2 separate regions of the Homo sapiens genome follow, and region 2 is linked to region 1. A link is a contact called in ENCODE Hi-C or POLR2A ChIA-PET data. All regions are on one chromosome and are shown on one strand. The core of a region is the stretch at or near the end of the contact, and the rest is flanking DNA. Distances in the headings are between cores, read along the strand shown. Region 1 overlaps ERAP2 (endoplasmic reticulum aminopeptidase 2). Region 2 overlaps LNPEP (leucyl and cystinyl aminopeptidase).

What was found. A loop is a pair of places that touch in the nucleus more often than their neighbours do. ChIA-PET counts read pairs that join two places held with the same protein, here RNA polymerase II (POLR2A). Pooled maps may share reads with other maps.
Region 2: a loop to region 1 is called in a pooled map, with 3 times the contacts of the local background. The contact joins two enhancer-like sites. A Hi-C loop is called at or near these places in 2 of 168 maps with a recorded cell type or tissue (cardiac septum and heart left ventricle) and 5 of 50 pooled maps. POLR2A ChIA-PET finds 5 or more read pairs at or near these places in 3 of 52 experiments (T-cell, activated CD4-positive, alpha-beta T cell and activated T-cell).

The regions. Positions count from the first base shown.
Region 1 is chr5:96,895,493-96,899,838 of GRCh38, forward strand. ERAP2 (endoplasmic reticulum aminopeptidase 2) reads left to right here. Exons shown (of 19, transcript NM_022350.5): 8 at 881-1,012; 9 at 1,240-1,371. It also overlaps a transcript of ERAP1 not described here. Among named protein-coding and RNA genes, the nearest start is that of ERAP2, 21 kb to the left of the region's middle. RefSeq lists an enhancer at 1,634-1,693. Within about 2 kb of position 1,544, at least 8 of the 41 ENCODE cell types and tissues checked have a DNase peak (open chromatin) inside an H3K27ac peak, as active enhancers do.
Region 2 is chr5:97,008,083-97,011,917 of GRCh38, forward strand. All of the region lies in intron 11 of LNPEP (leucyl and cystinyl aminopeptidase), which reads left to right. Among named protein-coding and RNA genes, the nearest start is that of LIX1-AS1, 64 kb to the right of the region's middle. Within about 2 kb of position 1,534, at least 5 of the 41 ENCODE cell types and tissues checked have a DNase peak (open chromatin) inside an H3K27ac peak, as active enhancers do.

The DNA of each region.
Region 1 (4,346 bases), core at 294-2,793:
ACACGAAACAGATCACAGAACTGGATGAAACATTGAAGGTTTTAGAAAACAATCAACATAAATCTGTCACCCCAAAGTCTGTAAAGAGAGAAGGCAAACTAATACAAATGTAGAACTGTGTATGTGGGTTGAGAGGAAAGAACATCACTGTTTGTATACATCTGCACAGGAATGCTCATGGCTACTAGGTACTATAGAGAGTTCTCGGCATGTAACCTGAAATCAACATCATTGGGGGTGTACTTTTCTAGAATTTCCAAAGGGTCTGCTGGCTTCCCCAAAATGTGTGAAGGGATTTCTTCAGGTACGTCTTTTTTAAAAACGAATATAGTGGTCTGAACACTACACAAATTTGCATATCAAGGTGGTTAGTAATGGTTAATTAGGTCTTTGGGATATATATTTAGTCCAGTACACTATAGACAGACATGGATTCAAAGTTAGGCTCTTCTTGTTACTGTGTATGTACTGAATTTGTGGCTTAATGCCAAAGCTTTATATATTCTTATTTGTAAAATGCATATACCATATCTCCCTTGCAGAGGTGTTGACAGGATTGCAGATGATAGGTCTAGGCACGTAACAAGTATTCACTAAATGGAAACCATTATTTTATTTCTGTATTCAAGGGCTGGTACATGATAAACATTCAGGCAATGTCTGAAGGAATATTGGATTTGTATCTTTTTAAAGTAGAGAAACTTTAAAAAGATGTATTCCCCTTTGGCCAAAGGGGAATACATACAAGAAAAGAAACATCTCCCAAGAAATATCGATTGAAATCTTACCTCTAAGAACATCTTACTAAACCTACTATGTTTTCTATTGCTTTTACAGTGTCAAATAGAAACTAAAACTAAACATTTTTCTCCCTGTTTAGGATGACTATTTTTTGAATGTGTGTTTTGAAGTAATTACAAAAGATTCATTGAATTCATCCCGCCCTATCTCCAAACCAGCGGAAACCCCGACTCAAATACAGGAAATGTTTGATGAAGTTTCCTATAACAAGGTAGTAAATATCAGGTGCAGGTGGAAGCTCTGCTTTCAGAAGTGTAATAATGACTATAGAATCAGCAGTTTAAGTCACTGGTGCCAGTTCCTGCTACTTGTTTCACTTTTTATTTGTTCACTTTTCAGACATCACACATGTTCCGTAAAATTTAAGCTTCCTTTAAAAACATACCATACTACCATTTTCTTTATCTCTTTTTTCAACTCTTTTGTTTTTTTTTAAAGGGAGCTTGTATTTTGAATATGCTCAAGGATTTTCTGGGTGAGGAGAAATTCCAGAAAGGAATAATTCAGTACTTAAAGAAGTTCAGCTATAGAAATGCTAAGAATGATGACTTGTGGAGCAGTCTGTCAAATGTAAGTCATATGTTGGGTAACGATAGACTGTTATTTAATCTAGAAAGTAACAGAATAATTGTGAATGTTTATAAATAGCTATATATTGTCAGTCAACCATATTTATTCTGCTTGCTATGTTGTCATGGTCTATAGAAGGCAGCACTTCCCTTTTTCCTCTAACACCACACTAGGATGTCACGCTGGGGTGGCCCCAGGGGCTCACTATTTGACCTGACTTTCTTTGGTTTCTCTTCTACGACTAATCCTACACTTTTATGTTCCCTTGATCTAAAATCTTTAAAATGTTGTAATTTCTACCATATAACACCTAATCTCTGGCAAATTTTAAGGTTGTCAACTGTATTCCCCAATGTGTATATATTTGTTGAGCAAAACTAATCTTCTCTCTTATAAGAAGAAATCTTGCTCAATCTCTAGATCATTGTGCCTATATTTCTAGTGCCTTTACTAGCTGAAATGCCCTTTCTTCTTTCCAACAATTCAAATGCCACCCAACTTTTAAGATCCAGCTGAGATTTCACCTCCTCCTTACAGACTGTTCCAGCCCTCATTCGTTTGCCTGTCTGCTAAATTCTTAGCAGTGCACTTATAATCTGTTCCACATAATAGTACCCTCTTTTATTGTTTTTATTAGTTCAATAATGATAATGTGCTTAAGAACAAAAATTGTGTCTATTCTTTTTTTAATGTGATAGCACCTAGCATATGTTGATCTTATAATAGTGATTAATAAGCAGTTAATGATTGATTAAAGAACTTATGGTCTGTCTTTGGGATTCATGTAGATAATAGGAAAGGCAAAGCAGAAAAATTCAGTTAATTCAGATGATTCTAATAATTATTAAAATATTTTAAAATTTCCAACTGCAAAGAAAATAATTTTTTATAGAACCATTAGACCCAGAGAACTCATACCTGTAATTAGAAGAACCCTAAGTCATTGTAGACAGAAGAGATCCTTTCTTTTTTACAAGCACTTGTGTCCCAGGGACAGTAATAATATTGTTTAATATTTCTGCAGCAGTTTACAGTTTAAAGACACTTTCATGGCCGGGTACAATGGCTCACGCCTGTAATCCCAAGACTTTGGGACACCAAGGTGGGTAGATCACTTCAGGTCAGGAGTTTGAGACCAGCCTGGCCAATTCGTGGAACCCCGTCTGTACTAGAAATACAAACATTAGCTTGGCATGGTGGTGCTTGCCTGTAATCCCAGCTATTCGTGAGGCTAAGGCAGGAGAATCACTTGAACCCAGGAGCTGGAGGTTGCAGTGAGCCGAGATTGCACCACTGCACTCCAGCCTGGGTGACAGAGTGAGACTCTGTCTCAATAATAATAATAATAACAATAATTAATAATAAATAAAAAATCAAAGTTAAAGAATAAAAAGCACTTTCATGTTGATTATCTCATTTGATATTTTTGTGCCCTTATAAAGCACACTTATGGTCCAACTGATGTGTGATTTTGTGGTTAAAGAAACAAAATCCAACAATCAAAAATTATTTCACAGCTCCTATTTTTTACTTGCATTTCTTGAAAATCCTGAGACATATTCAAATACATAGTTTTTACTTACAAAAATACTTATAGGCCTGGTGCGGTGGCTCATGCTTGTAATCCCATCACTTTGGGAGACCGAGGTGGGCAAATTGCCTGAGGTCAGTCTGGCCAACATGGTGAAAACCCATCTCTACTAAAATACAAAAAAAAAAAAAAAAAAAATTAGCCAGGTCTGGTGGATCACCTGTAATCCCAGCTACTCGGGAGGTTGAGGCAGGAGAATCACTTGAATCCAGGAGGCGGAGTTGCAATGAGCTGAGATCACACCACTGGACTCCAGCCTGGTGACAGAGTGAGACTCTGTCTTAAAACAAAACAAAACAAACAAACAAACAAAAAACATATAAAGATGCTCTTTACTATCCATTTCCATCACCCACCGTCAGTGGTCCAGACACACTTTCTCCATGCTTCCGCTTAAGCTTCTCAGCACCAAGTATTGTGTTGCTTCTGTCTCTCATCCCTCTCCATTTCCCTCTCCCTTGCCATGTGTGTGTGCATGTATGTATATTTGTAGACATCAGTTTAGCTCCCCTCCAACACGGAAGAATCTATCATTTGGTGTGCATACTGGCAGTAGAGGGTGGGAGTTAAAAAGAAAATTTGGCCAGCAATTACCAGATCATTTTAGGCCAGCAGTGTAAATTCCTGTGTTATTTTTTGTCACATCATGCTTATAATCATCTCAAAAGATAAAGTAATCATCATTACTCTGTGTTTATAAGTGAGAAAACTGATACTAAGGGACAGATTTGCCCAAAGTCACCAAGTCAGTGAGAAAATCAGTACTTAAAATTTGTCTTCTAAGTCCAATAGTTATTCAATTATATCACAGCTAGTTCCTAGTTTTAAGAAAAGTCCCCCATCAATCTTCCCCTAAAGGTCCTAGATTTTGACCAACTCTCTTCTGACACCAAAGGGCCCTGTAGTATTAAAATAATAAATTACTGAAAATATCTTGCCCACCATTGTGTCACATAAAGTCAATTCTAATACATGTCAATAGCAACTTGAGAATGAGAAGAATTAGTTGCTGTTATTTTTCATAAGATCATTTAAAGGCATTTGAGAGCCTTAGCACATTCTTCATTTTTTCTCATTTGCAGTTGCCCTTAAGTACTGGTTATTCAAGGGTCAATTGCCAAGTTGGTACTTTTCTTAATTCTTATTTTATTCCCAGTTAGTTCGAAATATTGTACACTCATCACATGCTGTTGTGATAGCCACTGTAGGAATACCTTGGTAAACAAAGGTGTTTCCCCTACTGTCAAAGAACTTGTAATATGTCAGGGGAGAGTTAACAGTACTAGACAGAGTTGCCTACATGCTAAATAGGGGCATACATAACATGCAGCATGAAATAATAAAATAGGACCTTTCTTAAGGGAAAGAGAAGAATTGGATAGAA
Region 2 (3,835 bases), core at 284-2,783, 110 kb after region 1:
AAAACTCTAACTTTGAATGAGCCGTAAAAGGATAGTCTCTAACCCAAGAGAGAACAAATAACCCCATCTCCCTATATCCTGAAGCACAGCTAAAACATGGCTGGAGTATTTGCAAGAAACTAATAAGGAAATTTTGCAAACTTTCTGATAGTATATTAATTTTCAGTGCTATTAGAAATAATTGGGCAATAAGAAATCTGCTTTTATTATCTGTTTTTTGTTTCATTGGTTGATTTTTTTGTTTGTTTTTTCTTGTTTTTTTTTTTTTTTTTTTTTTTTTTTTTTTGAGTTGGAGTCTTGCTCTGTTGCCCAGGCTGGAGTGCAGTGACAATATCATAGCCCACTGCAGCCTCAAACCCCTGGGTTCAAGCAATCCTCCTGCCTCAGCCTGCCAAGAAGTTAGGACCACAGGCATGTATCACCATGCTTGGCTTAATTTTTGTATTTTTTGTAGAGACAGGGCCTCACTATGTTGCCCAGGCTGGTCTCAAACCCCTGGCCTCAAGTGATCCTCCTGCTTTGGCTTCCCAAAGTGTTGGGATTACAGGCATGAGCCACCGCACCTGGCTCCTCTTTACTCTTTTTTTTTTTTTTTTTTTTGAGACAGAGTCTCGCTCTGTTGCCCAGGTGAGAGTGCAGTGGCGCGATCTCAGCTCACTGCAAGCTCCGCCTCCCGGGTTCACGTCATTCTCCTGCCTCAGCCTCCTGAGTAGCTGGGACTACAGGCGCCTGCCACCATGCCCGGCTAATTTTTTATATTTTTAGTAGAGACGGGGTTTCACCATGGTCTCGATCTCCTGACCTCGTGATCCGCCCACCTCGGCCTCCCAAAGTGCTGGGATTACAAGCGTGAGCCACTGTGCCCACCCTCCTCTTTACTCTTTACCTGAGTTTATTCTGAGCTTGTTGAGCTCTTTTTGAGAGTTTAACCCCATAGACTAGCTCATATTTTACTGCTTTAGCCTTCTAGGCCCTTACCTGGCATTCTGTGCTTTTGCCGCACAAAAATTCTATCAGCAACTCAAACATGCCATACTGCCTCTTTAGGTCTTTGCATATGCTATTTTCTCTCCTTAAGGAACACCCTTGCCTCCTCACTCCCTCGGCCTACTCCTGTTTATTCTTCAGATCTTAGCTCAGCCATTGCTTGCTCCAGGAAACCTTTCCTTCCCTGAAGACAGTTTAGATGCCCTACTTAGGTTTTTTAATAACATTCTCTACTTCTCCACTCATAATATACTGTAAGTACTGTTCACTCATATCTATCCTCATATTAGGTATTTCCCCCATTGACGGTAGTGATCATGGCTATATGAATCACTGTAAATCACTTTTAGCACTTAGTAGGCACACAAAAACTTAATGAATTAGTAAATTTTAGTCCATAATGAAGTGACTCCAGTCTCACTATAAAAATTTCTAGGAAAAGAACATGCAAAGCCTGATAAAATGATGTTTTCTTTTTCTCTTCCTCTTCTTAGTAAAGAGGAATATACAAAATTCACTAGAATATAATTGATTTAATCTAGAGCTGGAACTGGGCCAATACATGATGAAAGTAGTGTCTGTTACTTCCTCTTCTCAACTGTGTTATTTCCCTTGCTGCTGCTGCTGCTATTTTAATTCCTGCCATTTCGGGTTTAGAGAGTCCACATGAAAACTTCTGTCCTTACGTTTGACCCTGAGGACAGCTGAGCCTTCTTGGTTCCTAATGCTCCAGTGAGAATTACTCTTAATTTAACTGCATTTTTATTTTTTCTATTCTCAAAAGAAAGGTAGCAGAGAGGGTGACTTCAGGCTTCTTTTATGCTGTAATACTTTAGTATAGTGTATTATTTTGATGCTTGATGGTTGGTTAAATCTTTAATATATTTTCTTTCTTTTTTTAAATATATTTTCATGTGTTCTAATTCAAGGGTTGTTGGGTTAGTTCATTAGTTCAGTTGTATATAAGAGTTATGTTTGGTCAATGTATTTGTCTCCTTTTCTCACATACATGAGTTTTGAACAATTAGTATTTATTGTGCACAAGAAATGCTGATGGGGCCATTTTTCCAGTTTACATATTGAGGAATTATATTTTTTAAAGTTTCCCTCTTCCCTTTCTTCCTCCCTCTCTCTCTCTCTTTCTTATCCACATTTTACTCAGACCTAAGATCTTTAACTATAGGAGATTTTCGTATTAAATCTAATGCAAAACATTCATGTTTCCAAATGGATATCACTATCAGAAATACTGCTGTGAAAGTTAAAGATATGTCATTGGAAGAAAAGGTAATTAGGATGAAAGAAGGAAGGGCATATAGTAATTAAAATATTTATCATGTGCCATTCTCTGCTCTTGCCTTTTTTTCCCCTAATAAAGGAGAAAGAAAGGGGTATTAGAGAAGGGAATGCTTTTGAACAGGAGTGATAAAGTTCAATAGCATGTATGATGCTAGCCCTCTGGAGCAAACTGTACAGGAAATTTTGTAACTTTGTAGTAAAAACGGGTTTTTTAGTTTCAGAACTTTAGTTTTTTTGTAAAACAGTAGTTGATTTTCGTAGCTCATTGACAAATGGTTTTTAAAAATCACTGTTAGATTACTTCATCTGGGCTTCTGCCATTTAATATTGCAGTTGCTCACTCTTTTTTGCTACTCAATAGACTGAAAATTGAAGTGTTAATCTGTTGATGACTATAGTAAATTAAAAACATATGAGGGTAGCTTCATCCACGTTTGAGCTGTAGGATGTAGTTACTTCCCTTGTGTGCAAAGCTATTATTTTTCAATACCTGTGGTTTTAAGGTCCACCATTCTGGATCATTCAGAAGAACTGAAAGAGACTAATGATGTTGATTCTTTAAATGATAACTCTGTCTGTCTTTGTGCTGTTGGCTGTACTGCTTTATGTTGTGTCATCTCGATGACAGTAATAATTTCAAGTATATTCCCAGCTGTGTCCCTCCTCTTTACCATCTGGACTTGGCTAGGTTTACAACATGGCAAGCTGCTTATCAACCAAGGTATTCCGTATGTATTTCAATGTTTTCTGCATCCATCTAGTGGAACAATTGTCATAGCCATCATTTCTTGTCTCCTTTTATGGGCAAGGGAGACTTGGGTCTCTGTAGCCCTTCTTTCTGGGGTTGTTTCTTTTCTTTACGTTTGTTTTTATTAGAGACAGGGTCCTGCTCTGTCACCCAGGCTAAGGTACAGTGGCATGATCATAGCTCACTGCAGCCTTGACCTAGTGATAGTTGACCTCAAGTGATACTCCTACCTCAGCCTCCTGAGTAGCTGGGACTACAGACATGTGTCACCATGCGGGCTAATTTTTATTTTTTGTAAAGATGATGTCTCACTATGTTGTCCAGGCTGCTCTCAAACTCCTGGGCTCAAGTGATCCTCCTGCCTTGGTCTCTCAGAGTGCTGGGATTACAGGTGTGAGCTGCCATGCCCAGCCCTAGGGTTCTTTCTTGATAAAAGCTCCATAGGATATAGTGTTTGGTGACCTGGAGAGTGTTGATATTTTTGGATTAGCTAATGATAAAGTTAATTTCCTTAGTCATAGGTTTGCTAAAAATGGCTTCAACTTGGAGCAGCCACTGCTGCCATCACAAGTATCCCTTAAAACTGCATTCTGCCCTTGAAAAAGGAATAAACCTTATTTAACTGATCTTTCCCATCTGTTGCTGTATCAGCAATATAACAGAAATAAGTACGGAATTTTTTTAGTAAGAAAGACTGCTTAGCTTATTATGTCCTGTTAAGACATGATCAGAATGTCTTTTTCATCTTAAACATCTTTTGCAGTATCGATATAATTGGAATAACAAAGATATTAAGGGCAT